Regions from separate parts of the Homo sapiens genome. Here region 2 is linked to region 1. A link is a contact called in ENCODE Hi-C data. All regions are on one chromosome and are shown on one strand. Each heading gives the region's core, a stretch centred on a gene start or an enhancer-like site at or near the end of the contact. The rest is flanking DNA. Distances are from core to core; before and after follow the strand shown.

Region 1 (4,435 bases), core at 655-3,154:
TAGCCAGGTCTCTTCCTTTCTCTCAACCCCTCGCTTTCAATTTTTGTTGCAGAAGAATTATGAGCACGTTTGAAGCTAACCATATTATTTCCTTTATCATCATCCTGAAAAGTTCCCAAAGAAGCATTGGAAAGGCAAAATTCTATTCTAAGCTACACCCTCCTCTGTGGGCTTAGCTAGATGCAAATAGATTTAAGTGAGGCAGAACTATGACTGCCAAGCAAGGAGATGGATTCCATACACGATGTGGGAAAATTAATCTCACCTTATATAATCAGTGCCTAAAGCAAGGGACTCACACTTCCTTCCCTCTCCCCAAATCCCTGGGAGATTGTGAAAATGGATCAAGGAGCCGCGATGAAGTGTTTATATATTTTTAAATGTATGTTCCTCTCTCTTTCTTTTTCTTTCTTTCATCTCTTTCTCTCTTTAACACAGACCTCTGTTGATAAATAATGGACTGTGGCAAAAGAAAATTGACTAAGACTCTAGCCAACTTCAAATAAATTGGCTACTGGCACAGCTGAAAACATAACTTAGCTTAAATGAGGTTTCTTTCCCATTCTACAGAATCCCCCAGCAGCAAACACCATAAACCTAGAAGGTGCATCCTGACTTGTATTCTATAAATCCGTGAGCTAATAAATAATGCTCACAGTGTAAATGAGTGACTCCACAGAGACTACGTTAAAAAGAAACATTTCATAGGGAAACCAATAATATTTTCTTTTCAAGGGAAAATATATGTCCTCTCCTATATCCTTAATTACAGCCCAGACTCTAACCATGTCTTACAAGTGTACTAAATGAAAAAGTGGCTAAAACTTCATCCTAGTGCACTTTATTAGTGAGCCAGTTATTAAGCTATTCTCTCGGTATCAAACTCAAACTCATGCTTCTATACTTGGCTTTGTGATTCTGGGGCTGACTTTGCAAATCCCATTTCTGCTTTACCAGCTCCCTCCAAGTGTGTCTTTCCTTTTCTTTCCTTTTTTCTTTTTTTTTTGAGACAGAGTCTCACTGCACCCAGGCTGGAGTGCAGTGGTGCAATCTTGGCTCACTGCAACCTCTGCCTCCCAGGTCCAAGCGAATCTCCTGTACTCCCACCTCAGCCTCCTGAGTCGCTGGGATTACAGGCACCCACCAACAACCCTGGCTAATTTTTGTATTTTTAGTAGAGATGGTATTTTTGGTAGAGATGGAGTTTCACCATGTTGGCCAGGCTGGTCTCAAACTCCTGACCTCAAGTGATCCGCCCACCTCAGCCTCCCAAAGTGCTGGGATTACAGGCATGAGCCACTGTGCCTGGCCCCAGGTGTGCCTCCTCTAATAGTGGTGGGTGGAGGAAGACCAGATGGCTGGAGAAGAAGAAGGCACTCACTCTTCTTGTTTGCGTACCGTTGCTGTCATCATCGCCCAGCCTCACTCCTTTACTTTGGCAGGGATGGTTAGGGAAGTAGCAGAAGATTCCAGTTGTAGTTTTCCAATATTCATACCCCCTCAGAAACACTAGCAGGTGGCTATCCTTTCCTTGGGGGTCTAGAACCCAAATCAGTAGGACCAAACATCAACAATGGAATTGTGGGTTTGCTTTGGCTGGGTCCCTCATCTTGAATGCAGTGCTGAACTTCCTGCTAATGGCAAATGGAATTCCAGTAACCAGTGGCATGCAGTGACATCACAGTTTATAAAACTATTACCTGTGGTTGCTTTTCAAGTGCTTACTAAAGCAAGAGCCTTGGAAGAACCAAATGTCCTCTGCATTTGACTACTGCAGCAGCTACGATGACTACACGGGTGATAGTATGGAATGGCTCCCTCTGAATGCCCTAAAGCACTTGCATAAGGAAAAAAGAAAGAAAGAAAAAAAAAAGCCTGCTTCTTTAAGTTCTGAGCTTGAGTCATAGATAATTAAGAAGCTTCCAGGCCAGTCCTGAAAGAATATCATTTCTTTCTCTTGTTTGCTGAAAATAAGACACAAAAGTTAATTGCACAGATTTCAGAGTTGAAAGTTGAATTTGAATTTATAGACTCTCAAGTTTCTCAAGTGAAGGTTGGGTATCAACTAGAAAAGATAATGACCCTTAGACTCGAAAGAATGACATCAGGATGGATTCATAGCAAGCTCAGAATTCTGAACCCCTGAGTCATCTGACCTCCTTTGCCAGCAGAAGATGCCTATCCTCACATACCTGGAGAGACCAGCCTTCTGCTTCTTGAATAAACTTTAATAATGGGGCAGTTGCCTTGCCATGAAATACGTCTTCTCATCAACCCATTCTGACCATTCCTTTTCTCACTATACCCATAATAAGGGCCCGATCTCAGCATGTTCCCTAAGGGCAAGTACAAAGTCTGACCCAGGAGGAAATAACTTACATGCTAAAACAGTTGTAAGATTATGCTAATTTTAGTGGTAGAATCCTGAAAAAAATATGTGTGGGAGTTTATTCCAAGGGTATTAGACCAAGGAGAATGAAATATAACAAGTGGACTGGATTTTATTGAACTTATTGATGTGAGTGCACTTACCAGAAACCCCGGATTTAATATTTTATCTCGTGAAGCTAGATGTGGCTCTAGCAGTTTGCCTGGTTGATAGATTGACTCAACCATGGCTTATGTTTAATGAGATTGACATGCCTGAACTTCCTTGGCAAAATGTGAAGGAATCTGGAGTCTTAGGAATACAACAATGTTGAAGCACATTTATAATGTGTTCCCTGAACACCCTGCCTCTACTCTCCACATCCCAAGGTGGCCCAAAGATGCTTCCTTCACAATTGAGAAATTCACTGGTGAAGAGAGCATCAGCATTCTTGCATGTTAGCTATATGGTGGCTGTCATCTGTAGGCCTCAAATGACGGTGAGGATTCCACATTGATATTTTGGTGGGAATATGAGATCCCAGAGTGACATAGGTCATTTGGTAGTTTTTACTACCAAAGAAAGATGAAATGCATTTACAGAAAAGTACAGGAGAGACAAAGTGATAATTAGAAAGTTTTTGACTTACAGTGGTCATTGCTGACCACAGTGTCCTTGGAAATGAAATAGATGGACTACCCATGAAAATGTTACTTAATCTATGTCAGGATTTACCAAACTCTCCCTGTAAAGGTACAGATAGTAAATATTTTAGACTTTTCACTTCAAGAAGCAAAATTAATGATGTTATATAGGTACTTATATTACAGAAGATAACACAAATTTTTACAAAATTTTTGTTGATGAAACTTAAAATATAATACTACTAATTGAGTACTTTTTTTGTAATACTAATGAGGAAAAGGAATTTTTTGGGGGGATAACATTTCACTTAATTCAGGTTCAAAATTAGTGTTTTCTATCATTAAAGTTGTTTGCTAATATCATCTGTCATTTTGATCTTTAATGAACTTTTATACATTTAATCTAATATTTGAAACTACATTTTTATACAGATAGGCATCACCAAATATTAACATGAAATTCAGGAGCATGGATTTTTATTTGAGTGTATTCATTGCTTAGAAGGTATTTATGGAATTTTACTAGACTCTTCCCTTATATTTGCCTGTTAACAGGTCATTACATTGCAAGAAGTTCCTCAATTGTACAACTAAATCAGTTTCGAAATACTGAAATTTCCTTTGCACTTCCATTGAGGTCTGAAAAACATTGCCGTAACCATTGTCTGAGCTTGAGAATGTATCTACTGCAAATTTATGTGGGAATGGAGATCTCATTCTTGTTTTAACCATTGACAGATTAGAAAGTGTATAAAGCAGCTTGACATTAATTGCAGTTCAAACATTAGTTGTCAAAGTAATTTTACTATAGTTAAGCTTCACATATATAAGTGACATTTGCCTTATGATTTTAGGTTGAATTCATTAATAAACATTATTTAGTCTGTAGCAAAGGCTAATTTCCAAAGCTATTCAGTGTTTGATAATAATGGTTTAAACCAGTTCTTCTCTTTCAGAAAAAATTCAGTGTTATCCCTCAGCTCAAAATTTTTATTGCAATAAAACTTTACCACTGCTAAACCATAAAACTGCCATGTTTAATGTTTAGCTTCTATCTCTGACAAAAATTCATGGAACCGACAGTAAAATCTACAATCGTAAATGAAGTTCACCACTGGTACGACTGGTTTAATAATACACAACAGATTAATGTATTTTTCACAAGATACCTGTAACAGATACTACAACAAATAAACATAGGCTTAAAAATTTTTACATCTTTACAAGCATTGCAAATTTGTCTAAGTCTTTTTCTGCTCCAGTTATATTTTTACTACCCTCAATTGTAACACATCATAGCAGATTCTACTTCATGTTATACTAGATTCATATTTTCTTAACTTCTGTTAACATATGCTTACCTGCATTTATTCCACACAGACTATTCATACTGGCTAATTCTTTAGTCACTTCAAACTAGTCA
Region 2 (4,435 bases), core at 651-3,150, 99 kb after region 1:
GATGTTGGCCAAGACATGTAACCTGTATGCCTCAGTTTCTGGATCAGCAAAATTGGAATAATACCTCTGCCTTGTTGAATTGCAAAAAAGGGAAAAAAAACAGAAGTTAGAGTTTAGATTTGAAATTTTCTTCCCTTCTCATTCACCTTGCAAAAAATCCTCCAAGTTAAACAAGTTTCAAATGAATCTGGACGTAGACTAAGGCTCAGAACTACATGGACATGTTAAGTGTCAAACGCTTGGAGCCAAACTGGTCCTGGCCTAGGAAAGTCTGAGAATAACAGGTCTATACTGATGCTGTCCTGTTAAAAGTTTCAACTTGCATTTACGAGAAAGCAAAAAGAGTTGATGTGTTTTCAGGTTTACTGAAGAAGAAATTGGCATAGAGAGATTAAGTCTAATGTGAGGTCTCATGGGCACAAAGGGTCAGAACCTGGGAGAAGACCCAGGTCTCATATCATCCCCTCTCAGGTAACATGCACAGGGCTTTCAAAAGTCACGAGTCTCAAGAAATAGAAATGCTTTTACGCTATTGATGGGAATGTAAATTAGTTCCACCATTGTGGAAGACAGTGTGGTGATTCCTCAAGGATCTAGAACCAGAAATACCATTTGACCCAGCAATCCCAATACTGGGTATATATCCAAAGAAATATAAATCATTCTACTATAAAGACACATGCACATATGTTTACTGCAGCACTATTTACAATAGCAAAGACATGGAACCAACCCAAATGCCCATCAATGATAGACTGGATAAAGAAAATGTGGTACATATACACCATGGAATACTATGCAGCCATAAAAAGGAATGAGATCATGTCCTTTGCAGGGACATGATGAAGCTGGAAGCCATCACCCACAGCAAAGTAACACAGGAACAGAAACCCAAACACCACATGTTCTCACTCATAAGTGGGAGTTGAATAATGAGAACACATGGACACAGGGAGGGGAACGACATACACCAGGACCTGCTGGTGGGTGGGGGGCAAGGGAAGGGAATCTAGAGGATGAATAAATAGGTGCAGCAAACCACCATGGCACACGTATACCTATGTAACAAACATGCACGTTCTGCACATGTATCCCGGAACTTAAAGAAAAAAAAAAGTCATGAGTCTCTCAAAATTGTAGTTTCCTCAACCCTACATCTCCCACTCATCTCTGTACCTTCTCCTATTTTCCACATCAAAGATAGCACAAGCATCTTCTTTTAACACATTTTGGAGTCACCCACCAACACCAATTCCCACGAAAAGTAAGCCAAGTGTAGTTTTATGAAAATCTGTTTGGTCCTCTTTTTTTTTTCTTTTTTGGCAACAGAGTCTCACTCTGTTGCCCAGGCTGGAGTGCAGTGGTACCATCTCGGCTTACTGCAACTTCCATCTCCCGGGTTCAAGCGATTCTCCTTCCTCAGCCTCCCAAGTAGCTGGGATTACATGTGCCCGCCAACATGCCCGGCTAATTTTTTTGTATTTTTAATAGAGAGGGTGTCTCACCATGTTGGCCAAGCTGGTCTCGACCTCCTGACCTCAAGTGATCCGCCTGCCTCGGTCTCCCAAAGTGCTGAGATTACAGGCATGTGCCATCTGGTGTCTGAAGTTCAGTCCTGATTGAAGACCCTGAGTGCAGGGGCACGTGTGTCCCCATGGCTGCTGTAGGCCACACTATGGGAAAACAAAACTCGCGCTTTTACAACCAGAACTCTGGAGCTGAAAAGACCAACCCTCCCTCTCTGAGTTTGAACTAAATAGTTTGTCTCTGTAGCATAGTAAACAAAGCAGAGCAGCTCATTAGCAACAGGATCTGCAGTGGTTGGTGACTATGTGCACAGCTGATGGGCAAGTCCCGGCCATCTTTCAGGATTCATTTATGCTGGCCGCCTTGGCTTCCTCATCTTGTACATATTTGGTTTAGAGAATGCGAGGAATTTGCTAGCTGAGCAAGTTTATTCATCCTGCTTTCTAACTAGGCTCTTTCCCACTGAGGTATGTTTCTAAAATTTCCCTCAGCAGGCTTTGTTGCAAAAGCAGTGCGGGGTTCAACGGGACAGTTTAAATCTAAAACAAATCCTCCCTAAAAATGCACTGTTCTCTGTCAGGACAGAATCTGGCTCTGTCTTTGAAACAGAAGTGCCTGAACTTATTACCAAAACTTCTAGCAAAGGCTGGAAGGACATCATCCCTCTATGTGCAGACAATACATTGAAAGAGGGCAATGGGACAAAGGTTATTTTCTAAGCACTCACTGCGTGCAACATGAGATGTCATTCCATTTTACTAATGTGAGAACTGACTGTTGCAGAAGTTAAATGACTTGGACAAGTTCAATTACTAAGTGGTAGAGCAGGAATTTAAAACCGAGTCTCATGACACAAGGCAGATTGCACTATGTGTGCGTAACCCCAAGTTGACCAACTGTATAACTAAATGTCACTAAGAAAGCGTAGACTACTAAATTAGATACTAAGATATCAAGGCTTGCATCTGTAATCCTAGCTATTTGAGAGGCTGAGGCAGGAGGATTGCTTGAGGCTAGGAGTCGGAGACCAGCCTGGGCACCAAACACAGTGTGACTCTCTCTAAATAATAAATAAAATACACTAGGTAAAATAAATAAATTAGATAAAACCATTATGCATTGAGTTGGAATTTAAGAAAAATATATAAATCAAAGTCTAGATTAATGACTTACAAAAATCATAAACTAAAGTGATTTTCTAATTTGCAAACAATCCTGATAGGTTGTTTCTAATTTGCAAACAACCTATCTTAATAATTCTTTGGAAAGTTACATTGGCTAGTGATGACATGAAGAAACCTTAATTTTTCTCATATTTAATTTTCTGGTGTGCATTTCTTTTGGAAAAAAAACATTAAATGTATCATATGGAAATGAATCCAAAAGTAACAATCAGTTAATTTCAGTTCATAGGTAATGTCCAAGGCAAAAGCAAGGAGAAAAATAAAATAGAACCACTGCACCATCTAGTGACGGAACTCTTGCTTTACAAGAAAACCACCTGATGCAATTACATTTTGCCAATCAGTCCCCAGAACTTTCTGAGCCTGAAAAATATTCATAAAATTGTCCAAAAGAAGAATGCCTAGTGACAATGAATCATAGAAAATTAAGAGCAGACAGGATAGATTCCTAAGTTTCCATTTGGAAGCTAGAGGCAAACCCAATTTTTAGTCCTCAAAGAGTGGGTGCCATGGATCCTGTTTACTTTCCCCTCTGCACCCAGAAGCTTGATGTAGTATTTTATGAGCTAATAAGGGTTTGAAGCCAGGCATGGTGGCACACACCTGTAATCCCGGCTACTCAAGGGGCTAAGGAGAAGGACTGCTTAGGCCCAGGAGTTCGAGACCAACCTGGGCAACACAGTGAGCGATCCACTCTCAAAAACAAAATAATAAAGGTTCAACTGCAAAACACAGATGGTGTAAGGATGTATTCAGTAAATCTGAAATGTTTCTCCACAAGCCTGACTAGGACTCATTCATAATGGTAAACACAAGGCTCAGTTTAAGACTAAAGCGTCTTTCTTCTAATTACCTTTCCCTGTAGTTTTGTCCAATGTAGGTGGTGATAAATCTGAAATTTACTAGCCAGGCATGGTGGTGCACATCTGTATTCCTAGCTACTGGGGAGGCTGAAGAGGGAGGATCACTTGAACCCAGGAGGTCAAGGCTGCAGTGAGCTAATTACACCACTGCACTCCAGGCTGGGCAACAGAGTCAGATCTCATCAATCACTCATTAAATCTGAAATAAGTAAATCCGAAATTTAATGTCTTATTTGAATGCTCTGCAAATAACAAAATGCCCAAAGAAAACTGACTTATTTTTTTAAATTACAAAAATATTACTTCAAGGGCCAAAAAAGATACTAGAACTAAAATAGAAAACTTTTTTGGGATCTCAAGATTTATATTTTGTCCAAGATGTTAACATTCATGGCCAGGGAGAAAATGTATTGAATAATTTTATGATTAGTGTGAATGAATAAAAAAAATTACCAAGGAAGAAGAAAATATATTTCCACGGAGTAATTACGTGGAATGAGTAGGTCAGTGTATGTGAAAAAACGTTTACTTCCATTATGCTTGCGCAATGTTTAAAGTGAAGCTAGTTTTCATTCCAGCAAGATTTGAAACATTTATAGTGACTGGCTCTGTCAGCTCCAATCTCTTCACAGGCAAGATAGCAGTTGAATCTAGTTGGGTACTTAGCACTTCCCTGAGAAATCCCAAACATTCAAAATATGCATAAATTTGACAATTCAAATCCTCGGTTGATAATTTTTCAAGACCACATAATTTCATCTGGTTTTTTACAGTAATGAGATATTATCTCATTACAGGTAAGAGTTCCCAAAATACTCTGTAGACACCAACACAACATAGTTATGTTGGGGGAAGCAGGTA

Evidence for each region. Hi-C counts contacts between places; a loop is a spot of excess contacts on that map. Pooled maps may share reads with other maps.
Region 2: a map of PC-3 shows a loop between it and region 1 (2.5-fold over the local background). The contact joins two enhancer-like sites. A Hi-C loop is called at or near these places in 3 of 168 maps with a recorded cell type or tissue (OCI-LY7, PC-3 and endothelial cell of umbilical vein) and 5 of 50 pooled maps.

The regions. Positions count from the first base shown.
Region 1 is chr6:11,683,265-11,687,699 of GRCh38, reverse strand. No RefSeq gene overlaps it. Among named protein-coding and RNA genes, the nearest start is that of ADTRP, 93 kb to the left of the region's middle. Within about 2 kb of position 1,904, at least 3 of the 41 ENCODE cell types and tissues checked have a DNase peak (open chromatin) inside an H3K27ac peak, as active enhancers do.
Region 2 is chr6:11,584,181-11,588,615 of GRCh38, reverse strand. No RefSeq gene overlaps it. Among named protein-coding and RNA genes, the nearest start is that of TMEM170B, 49 kb to the right of the region's middle. Within about 2 kb of position 1,900, at least 2 of the 41 ENCODE cell types and tissues checked have a DNase peak (open chromatin) inside an H3K27ac peak, as active enhancers do.